Regions from separate parts of the Homo sapiens genome. Here region 2 is linked to region 1. A link is an interaction called in ENCODE POLR2A ChIA-PET data of the cell type or tissue named here. Cell type or tissue: GM12878. All regions are shown on one strand. Each heading gives the region's core, and the rest is flanking DNA. Links, peaks and the distances in the headings are about the cores only. Region 1 has its middle 93 kb from the start of ZC3H12C. Region 2 has its middle 18 kb from the start of RDX.

The links. Peaks named below come from ENCODE experiments on the same cell type or tissue, not always from the same donor. Only the 100,000 strongest peaks of a DNase experiment are listed, where the experiment ranks them.
Region 2: POLR2A ChIA-PET joins it to region 1 with 5 read pairs; 3 of 35 experiments call an interaction of 5 or more read pairs at or near these places.

What each region holds. Positions count from the first base shown.
Region 1 is chr11:109,997,293-110,002,680 of GRCh38, forward strand. No RefSeq gene overlaps it. Among named protein-coding and RNA genes, the nearest start is that of ZC3H12C, 93 kb to the right of the region's middle. In GM12878, for the core only: no CTCF peak of the experiment used is centred there; a DNase peak (open chromatin) is centred at 2,889; H3K27ac peaks cover 1,622 bases.
Region 2 is chr11:110,312,384-110,317,771 of GRCh38, forward strand. No RefSeq gene overlaps it. Among named protein-coding and RNA genes, the nearest start is that of RDX, 18 kb to the left of the region's middle. In GM12878, for the core only: no CTCF peak of the experiment used is centred there; no DNase peak of the experiment used is centred there.

The sequences.
Region 1 (5,388 bases), core at 137-5,136:
TTTTTTTTTTTTTTGAGATGGAGTCTCGCTCCTGTCATGCAGGCTGGAGTGCAGTGGTGCAATCTCGGTTCACTTCAACCTCCACCTCCCAGGTTCAAGCGATTTTCCTTCCTCAGCCTCCCGAGTAGCTGGGATTACAGGCGTGCGCCACCATGCCGGCTAATTTTTGTATTTTTAGTAGAGACAGGATTTTGCCATGTTGGCCAGGCTGGTCTCGAACTCCTGACCTCAGGTGATCCACCCCCCTCCTCAGCCTCCCAAAATGCTAGTATTACAGGCATGAGCCACCACACCCAGCCCATAATATAACATTTGTATTTTTATTTATTCCTCCTCTACTTATTCTGGGATGGCTGGCCATGTTTATGTTTTGATACTCAGGTATTATTCTTAGGAGAAGGACGCCTTTAGGTATTAAGTCTAATTATAAAGATTCCAACCGGGTCTGCCTGTCTTAAAAGTTGGTGATCTTCTTCGTCATCACATCCTGATGCCTCTGTGGCCCACGGAGAGCCCAGCAACAAAATCACAAGGCCCACCATGGTAGAGAGTGGCACAGAGGACACCTGGGGACCTCCCCGCGGGAATGTGCAGGCACCACTGATGCAGCCCAGCCCAGACTGGCCCTTCCAACATGGACCCCCAGTGGAGACCATCTGGTTCCTGAAGGTTTCTGATCCTCAGGCTGCAGCCCCCACACGCTAGTGCTTTACACCAGTGGGGCGAAGAGGCTGAGGAGCTGTGAAGGGAGGCCTTGAGGAATTCTTTGTCCCCTGAATGGGCCCACTCCCTAGATTCAATCCTAGGACTTGGCATTCGTCTCTCTACAGTTTAAACAATGTTTTTGAGCACACAATATGTACCAGACCCTGTTCCAGGCTGCTTTTTAATTTTCTAATTTTTAAAAATTTTTGAGACAGGGTCTGGCTCTGTGGCCCAGACTGGAATGCAGTGTCATGATCACGGTTCACTGCAGCCTTGACCTCCCAGCTCAAGTGATCCTCCCACCTCAGCCTCCTGAGTAGCTAGGCCTATGGGCATGTGCCACCACACCTGGCTAATTTTTTTATTTTCATAGAGACAGGGTCTTGCCGTGTTACCCAGGCTGGTCTTGAACTCCTGGACTCAAGCTATTCTCCTGCCTCAGCCTTTCAGGGATTATAGGAGGGATTATAGGTGTGAGCCACTGCACCAAGCCCAGGCTGCTTTTTTGGAAAGCACATATTTTTCAAGACTTCCCTCAGATCTGATGAGTGGATTAAAGTTCTAGAACTCATGTTTGGTTTCAAATTGCTTCCCATTCAGGGATTGTCAGACAACAGTCTGTAGGCAGTGCTGATCCGTGGCATAGTTCCAGCAGGCTGAGAAAAATTAGAGATAAGTGCAATAGAGTGAGTTTTTAATGAAGCTACATCTATTCCATCTAAAAGTTTGTTCTTTATTCTGATATGATATCCTTCCTCTTTTTAGATTTAAAGTAGCATTTCTTTCATGAAATGATAGTAGATAGTAGGGTTTTTTTAATGTTCTTAACTGAAAAATAAAAAGTTGGCCATCCTGTGACCCCCAAATAAATTAATATATAGATTGATAAATGATGTATCACTCTGTGAACCCAGACATGTGTGGCTTTGTTCTCTGACATTTGCTTTCTGCAGCTCTCAGGACTCTCCATGCTGAAAAGACACAATGCAATATTTCTGCAGTCCTCTCTCTCTCTCTCCGCAAATTCACCTTGGCCAGCAATACAAATGGTCCAGTTATTCAAGGAGCCAGATTTTCTCTGGAGGGATGGGGGCTGCATTATGCAGAGTCCCGCCCCGGGGCAGTTGGAAGAACACACTGCTTTGCAAACTGTTGCTGAGCCTGAGTATTTCTAAGCCTTCCAAAATCCTTGGTACAGTCTGTCCTCACATTGCCAACTGAGGGAATAATCCTGAATACTTGGTCCCCCACATATTCTACTAAGGAAGCTCATCATATTCCAGTGTCATTCTGAAAGAAAGATTCTCAAATATACATTTGGCAATCATCACCAATCTGACAAATTTGACCTGAATCTGTCTTCAAAAATTCTAAAGAAAAAAAGAATGAAAATTGGAGGTTATAATTTTACCAATATCAAGCCAAAGATAGACATGTTTCACCTTCATTTACATCAAGCTTTTATCCTCCAAAATTTTAAAACCATTTCTAATGTTACCTCCATCATTTAGCAATTAAAATTTTAGGGAGTTTACTTGAAACGCAAGTTGAATTTGGAAGTTTGGCTCATTTGACGTGGCCTAGTTAAATATGGCAATTCCCTTCTTTTTGCCACAGGAGGCAGCTTGGGGTAGAGAATTTGGGTCTGTCTGACAGCAAAGACCTGAGTTTGAATCTTGACTGAAAATTATTCAGTGGCTATGTTACTTTCAGAAGGCTTTTAACCTCTCTAATCCTTAGCTTCATAATGTGTAAAATGGGTATTGTAAGACCAACAGCATGTAATTGTAATGAGTCTGGCATAAAGTAAATGCCAATCCTGTAAAATGCTAATCCTGTTTTTTAATCTAATTAGATATCTAATTTTAATTTTAAATGAACTTAAGCAGGATGTCTTTTTTCCGTTTTTAATATTTTAAAAACTGGGAGGAAGAATCTATGAAGGCAAGTTTGTTTTTCAAGTTTGTGAAGAGTTACACAAATGATTCTAGAGTAAAATGGCCTTATACCAAATGTTTTACCTACTCACAGTGCCAAATATCCACAATGTCAAACAAGAACTGCAAATGTTCTCAGCTTTAATTTCACACCAATGTCACTTTAACCAAACAGTCTCCTTAGCAGGGTACTTCAGTGCTGAATCATTATTGACTCAGAGGTTTATAAATACCACTACTTGTATTACTTGGAGTTTTCTTCAGTGGTTCCCTATCGCCCTCTCTAAGTTCGGTTAAGCCTGACCGTGCAAAGGGAGTAATATCTGACATGCTCACTTCCCACATTAGTGGGGTTGCTAAGCCTGTATGACGTACATGATACATTTATAAAAAGGAACATTCTAAAAATAAGTTTAATGTATTCTCATTCAACTCCCTAAAAAACTGATGTAACTTGAAGACAGCAAGTTATGCTCATCAGTTTTCTCTAACAGCTTAGTAAATGTCAGAAAGAAACGGAAATGTTCTAAATAAGGACATCACTCGAAGTCCTTACAAAGTAAATCAGAATGCATACTTTTTCTATAAAAAAGCTTTAAAAAGATGATATAAATATATAATGTTCAAAGTCTAAATCTCATTTAGTAGGAATGGTTTAAAGATAACACTCGAAAAGACAGCTAAGGTGTTAGGTGGAAAGCAGCGGAAATGTATATAAAATCATTTCAATAAGGGATTTACTTAAGGAATAGGGTGAGGAATTACAGATATACAGTCCACACTGTTAGAGTCAACTCATCATCTATGGTAACAATAATGGGCAACAGGGAAGATAATCTAAAAATCCTGTATATTCACTTTTATATTCTAACATTATTGTTTGCAGTAGATTTATCTTCCCAACTATATTTAAGATTTGTTTGCCTTTTTGGGTATTAATTACCTGATGGATGGAGAAAGATACCCAATAGCACTCTCAAGGGCACAGCAAAGCCAAAAAAGTAACATTTTGCCAGAGATTATCTACAAAAATAAATTGTGTCTGTAAGAGAGTAAGAGATGTGGCCTGGATCACTGAGAGCGTGGAGTGAGGCCAATCCAAATAATTGATGTCTCTACAGTCTATCAGCCACTACCCGACAGTGGCCCAGGGATAAGGGTGGATGCAAGCACTTCTACTCCCTGCAATTACTCTCCTTTCTTTCCCTCAGGCACGAACCCCACTCCTCCAGAGTGGTTGTGGTCAGAGCATTTTGGGCAATAGGCCTCACAAAAGAAGCATCTTCAAATTCAGGGGACAAATCCAAAGGAAGCTAATATGAATCAACTGAAAAATGAACGAGCTGAGCCACATGCTGAGAGTGACCTGAAGAAAAATCGGTAAAGAAGTTTTATCAAGTGACTTGGGTGTTTTGATTCTTAAGAAGGAAATGAAATGCAAAATTTGCAATTTATGCAGAATTCTCTGTAATCTCTTGAATTCCAAGGGAAGTGACAGGTCTGTTTCAAATCCTTCTCCCGGAAACAGACAAAATTATAAAAGTAAAATACTGGAACAAAGTTTCAGTGCTGAGAGTAAGTGATGTTGCCAACATCTTATAAACTGGGAAGATTAAAGCAAAGGTGAAACAAGATCAAAAGCTCTCACTGAAAGCCCCCTCTGGTTTTCCCACTCTGGAAGTGGTGCAGTGCAGTAAGAAGTTAAGCAAATCTTTATAAGTATCACCAGCAATCCTGAATAATGAGAAATGAGGGCAAGAGGTGAGGGTGAGCAGTAGACCAGACAGAGCCACAGGTCAGAGGCTACAGGGACAGGGCAGAAGAAGCAAGCCTGTGGGTACATCAGAAAACTCTGCAGCAACTCAGTGTGCCACCTGCCCAGTTTCTCAATAGCAGCCCTAGGGTTATACTGACATGAGGGAGCACTTTCCTAAAATGGGGAAGCGGGGCAGGACCCTCAATCCCACTCTGAGAAGGCAAGAAGGACCATGAGACAGATGAAGACCACTCCCCATGGAGGTGCTTTTGCTATTGACACTAACCGCAGTGTATATTGGAGCAGGGCCACCAATGAAACTCTGCCGGCCACAGGAGTTTTCTCTCATCCAAAATTTGACCTAACTGGCCATTTCCTTCTGATATATTCAAATGTATTCCCAAATTAAAGGGACAGCACTCCACAATGACAGGACACTCCCCAATTTGGTGGATAAAAGCCCCAGGAAACATCCCAGAGGAAGCTGTACCCATTCTGTGCACTTGGATTAGAGGTCAGCTGAACAGAAAACTGGATATAAAAATACTGGCCTCTGGTGCAATAATCTCTACAAAGAGAGAAAACAGAGCTTCAGTGACAAACATCCCTTCTTTTCTGACCCACATGCAACCCCAATTTCCTCTCTACACTATTCAAGTTGCCGAATGAGCAAATGATATTCTCCAGCAACATCCAGCTCTCCAGGTTATCTACGAGAAAACAAACAAACAAACAGTCTGGAATTGGCCATCTTCTCTGTGAAATTTAATGCCAAAAGAAACATTAAATGCCAAAAACATAATGGGATCACATTAATTTTTTAAAAGAAACAGTTATGACTCAAGAGTTTTTTGGTTTTGTTTTTTCTGAGACAGGGTCTCCCTCCCTGTCTCCCAGGCTAGAGAGCAGAGGTGGGCTCCCTGCAGCCTTGACTTCCTGAGCTCATGTGACCCTCCAACCTTAGCCTCCCAAGTAGCTGGGACTACTGGG
Region 2 (5,388 bases), core at 112-5,111, 320 kb after region 1:
AAAGGAGAAGAGCCAAGCAAAAGGGGGGAAAGTCCCTTATAAAACCATCAGATCTTGTGAGAACTCACTCATTATCATGAGAACAGCAGTATGGGGGTAACCATCTTCATGATTCAGTTACTTCCCATGGGGTCTCTTCACAACATGTGGGGATTATGGAAACTGCAATTCAAGATGGCATTAGCAAACCAGATTGCTAAGTAATCACCGTTTTTCACCAGGTGACAATTTCTACCAAAAACCTATAATAAAACATTAAGCTAAAAAGAAAAGTGAACTCATCATTTCACAAGCTATGCCTTAAAAGTCTTACAAAATGTTTACTTGCTTGTGTATTAGAGTCAGAGACTATTTATGGCAGAGATTTTGTATATTAGCAAAAGAAAAATAAAATTATTAACATGCTTTTTAGAGTAAGAAATGTATGACTTGCAGTTTAATGCAATGTTAATAAATATGACACTGCTCATCTCATAAAAGTAATGCTCTGGTTTTTACTTTTCCATAAAGCTGAGTCATATATTTTAAATAGGATGTCAAAATAACAATTTCCTTCAAAGAATTTCCTTGTTTCTTTAAATGGAGAGGAAAAATGGTGTTAAAATGTAAGAGCCCCATGACATTCAATGCTTTGAAGAATATGGTAAGACAGGCTATCTTATATACTTTTATATACTTTCAATAGGAGTGTAAATTGGTGCAAAATTCCTAAAAATCAATTTGGCGTTATGTATCAGAAGTCTTAAATATATTTATATTCTTTGGTCATTTATCAGTTTCTAATAATCTGAACTAAAAAATAAGAACATGGCTTAACACAAACATACAAAGATATTCAACACAGCCTTATATATAATAGTGAAAACTTGAGAACGTACTAAGTGTTCCCCCAAAAAAGTTAAATAAATTATATTATACAATGTATAACATAATATAACAACGTATGTAATAAACAATGTAATGTTTCTTATTCAAAAGAAAAATTGCATTAAAAATTATGTCACTATATGTAAAAATGCTTATAATGTAATGTTAAATTAAAATCAAAATACAAGCCGGGTGCAGTGGCTGACACCTGTAATCTCAGCACTTTGGGAGGCCAAGGCGGCTGGACCACTTGAGGTCAGGAATTCGAGAATAGCCTGGCCAACATAGTGAAACCCTCTCTCTATTAAACATACAAAAATTAGCCAGGTGTGGTGGCATGTGCCTTAGTCCCAGCTACTCAAGAGGCTGAGGTGGGCCGGGTGCGGTGGCTCATCCCTGTAATACTAGCACTTTGGGAGACCAAGATGGTCCGGTCACCTGAGGTCGGGAGTTCCAGACCAGCCTGACCAACATGGAGAAGCCCCATTTCTACTAAAAATACAAAATTAGCTGGACGTGGTGGCACATGCCTGTAATCCCAGCTACTTGGGAGGCTGAGGCAGGAGAATCACTTGAACCCTGGAGGTGGAGGTTGCGGTGAGCCAAGATTGCGCCATTGCACTACAGCCTACAGTTGGAGAGCGAAACTCCAACTCAAAAAAAGGAGGCTGAGGTGGGAGAATCGCTTGAACCTGGGAGGCAGAGGTTGCAGTGAGCCAAGATCATACCACTGCACTCCAGCCTGGGTGACAGAGTGACACTCCGTCTCAGAAAATAAATATATAATAAAAAATAAAAATAAAATAAAGATTCAAAATATTACATGCAATATAATCCCAATTTCAACAAATTGCTGTGTTTAAGTGTCCATTAAAAAGTTGCTTTCTTATTAATTTAGAAGAGATATTTTTATTTTCTAGATAAAGTCTTTGTCTGATAAAAGTTTTGTCAAGATTTTCTCCTAGTTGTGGTTTGCTGTTTCATTTTCATAGTAATGTCTTTTAAAAAGCAAATATTTTTAATTTTGATGAAGTGAAATTTGGTTTTCTCTTTTATTTCATGATTTTTTGTGAACTCTTTAACAAACTAAACATCTATAGAATTTTCTTCTAAGACCAGGCAATGGTGCCTCATGCCTGTAATCTCAGCATTTTGGAAAGCCAAGGCAGGCAGATGGCTTGAGCCCAGGAGTTTGAGATCAGCCTGGGCAACATGGAGAAATCTCGTCTCTACAAAAAATACAAAAATTAGCTCAGAGTAGTGGCACTTGCCTGTAGTCCCAACTACTCAGGAGGCTGATGTGGGAGAATCACTTCAGTCCAGGAGGTGGCAGTTGCAGTGAGCCCAGATCTCACCACTGCACTCCAGTCTGCACAACAGAGTGAGACCTTGTATAAAAAAAAATAAATAAACCTTTTTGCTTCTATGTATTTCTTCTAGATCTAATAGTTTTGACTTCTACAGTGAGGTCTGTAATGCATTTCTTTCCTTTTTTTTTTTTTTAGACAGAGTCTCACTCTGTCACCCAGACTGGAGTGCAATGGTGCGATCTCGGCTCACTGCAACCTCTACCTCCCAGGTTCAAGTGGCTCTCCTGTCTCATCCTCCTGAGTAGCTGGGATTACAGCACATGCCACCACGCCTGGCTAATTTTTGTAATTTTAGGAGAGATGGGGTTTCAGCATGTTGGCCAAGCTGGTCTAGAATTTCTGACCTCGTGATCCACCCACCTCTGCCTCCCAAAGTGTTGGGATTACAGCCGTGAGCCACCGTGCCCGGCCAGTAATGAGTTTCACGTTAATATTTTGCATATCATGTGAATCAAGTGTTGAGAATCATGGGGGATGGATAATGACTAATTTTTCTGGCACCATTTATTGAAAAGATTTTTCCCCCTTTGAATTGACCTGGTACATTTGCGGAAAACCAGTTGAGTCTCTTTCTGGACTCTGTCTTCCATTCTGTTACTCGAAATGTCTCATTTATGCCAATTCCCCATACCTTTGATACCGTAGATTTATAATAATTTTGAATATAATAATTTTGAAACCAGGTAGTATATGTCTATCAACTGTTCTTTCAAATGTGTTTTGACTATTCCAGGTACTTTCCATTTTTATATGAATTTTGGAATCAGCTTTTTAATTACTACAGAAAAAAGAATGCTACAATTTCTATTGGAATTTTATTGAATGTAAAGGTCAATTTGGGAAGAACTGATGTTTTAACACTATTGAGTCTGCTAATTCATCAACATGCTGCATGTCTCCGTTACTATGTCTTCTTTAATTTTTCTCAGCAATGTTGTCTTTTTCAAAGTTTATCCTTAAATATTTTCGATTTTTATTTTATTGTAAATGGTATTGCTTTTAAAATTATCAAGTTTGGTTTGTTCATCACCAGTTTGTAGGAATATAATTTATTTTTGTATATTGACCTTGTATTCCACAACATTGCTAAACTCAATTATTAGTCGTAGTAGCTTTTTCAGCAATTCCATAGGATATTCTATAGGTGATCATATTGTCTGCAAATAAAGACAGTTTTACTTTTCCTTTCCAATATGTATGTCTTTTATTTCTTTTTCTCACTTTTCTGTACAACCTAAGATATCCAGTACAATCTCAAATAGAGGTTATAAGAGTGGATATCCTTTGGTCATTCCCAATGCCAAGGGAAAAGCATTAGGTCTTTACCATTAAATGTGAAGTTAGCTGTAGGTTTTTCACAGGTGCCTTAGTTCATTTTGTGCTACTATAACAAAATACCTGAGACTGGGTAATATGTAAAAAACAGAAATGTATTTTCTTTTTCTTTTTTGAGATGAAGTCTTGCTCTGTCACCCAGGCTGGAGTGCAGTGGTGTGATGTCGACTCACTGCAACCTCTACCTCCCAGGTTCAAGCAAGTGTCCTGCCTCAGCCTCCTGAGTAGCTGGGATTACAAGCATGGGCCACCATGCTAGGCTAGTTTTTGTATTTTTAGTAGGGACAGGTTTTGCCATATTGGCCAGGCTGGTCTTGAACTCCTGACTTCAGGTGATCCATCCGCCTCGGCCTCCCAGAGTGCTGGGATTACAGGCATGAGCCACTGTGCCAGACCAGAAATGTATTTTCTTATAGTCCTGGAGGCTGGGAAGTACAAGATCAAGGTTCTGGCACCTGGTGAGGGCTCCTGTCTTCTTCTAAGGTGGCACTGTGAACTTGGCATGCTCTGGTCAGGAGGAATGCTGTGTCCTCACATGACAGAAGATGGAAGGGCAAAAAGGGGTAAACTCAGATAAGCCCTTTTATAAGGACAACCAATCCCATCGATGAGGATGGAGTCCTCGTAACTCAATCACCTCCCAAAAGCCACTCCTTCAAATACTGGTGTGTTGGGATTGAGTTTTAACATGAATTTTGGTTGAGACAAAAACATTCAAACCCTAGTAGTGCCCTTTATCAGATTGAGGGCATTCCCTACTATTCATATTTTGCTGAGACTTTTTGTTAATAGATATTGGATTTTTGAACATTTTAATCATTATTTGAAATTTCAGCAATTACTTTAATATAATTTTTAAATTTGCACCAAATACAGACAAGATCAAGTCATGTTTTAATTTTTCTAGGAAATGTATTAATGGATATATAAAGTCTCCAGTTACTAAAAATTAAGAATGCCCCTATTAATATTTAAAACACAAATGTTTGACTTCTTTAGGACAGTTTACTAATAAAACCTTTAATGATTTGAGTTTTAGGACTATTTTCTCTTCACAACCAACAATTTAGATTTTAGTTATAATATGACAAGGCAGTTAAAATTGGAGATGTGCTAATGAAGCAGCAATTGCTGCCATGTGCTAATGAATACAGATATTTGGTTACAAAGATATATATGTATAAGCCTTGAGTTATACATTGTAGATGATGTTTGAGTATCAGGTTACCTTTGCTCCTCTCTCTTCTTTGAATGAATGGAGACCAGGCTGCCATATGGGAAATGTGTCTTTCCTTATTTAATATAGTGTAGCCTCACAAGCATGTATTTTAGGAGATTTGGACTAAGGTAAAGTCAGCTTTGATAGAGACTAACAAAGTCAAAAGAGAACCACCAAAAATAAAATTCCCCAAACACCCCCAAATCAAAAAGCTGATACCAAAGACCCATTGTTTATCGTAGGTGCATAATGTACCATTTTATGAAAATATACAAAGATATTATTATAACTTCTACACAGATTGTCAGGAAATCCTTTTTTAAAAAAGGAAAAGACCCACACGTAATTTACTATTACTTGGAAAAATCCATTGGTTTGTGTGATAAACACTAAAATAGACTGATTATTCATCTGGCTAGATGCCAAGCCGTTCTTCTGTGAACTCTAAGATAATGGCCCTTCATTGTTCTGTGTGTTATCGTTGCCAATTCCTGTCAGACTGGTCCTCAGCAGTTAGTGGGCTTCTGTCATTTATCAAAAGTCTGAAGCTTAAAAGTCTCTCTCTGCTTGTCTGAAACAACAACTCATTTGTTTATT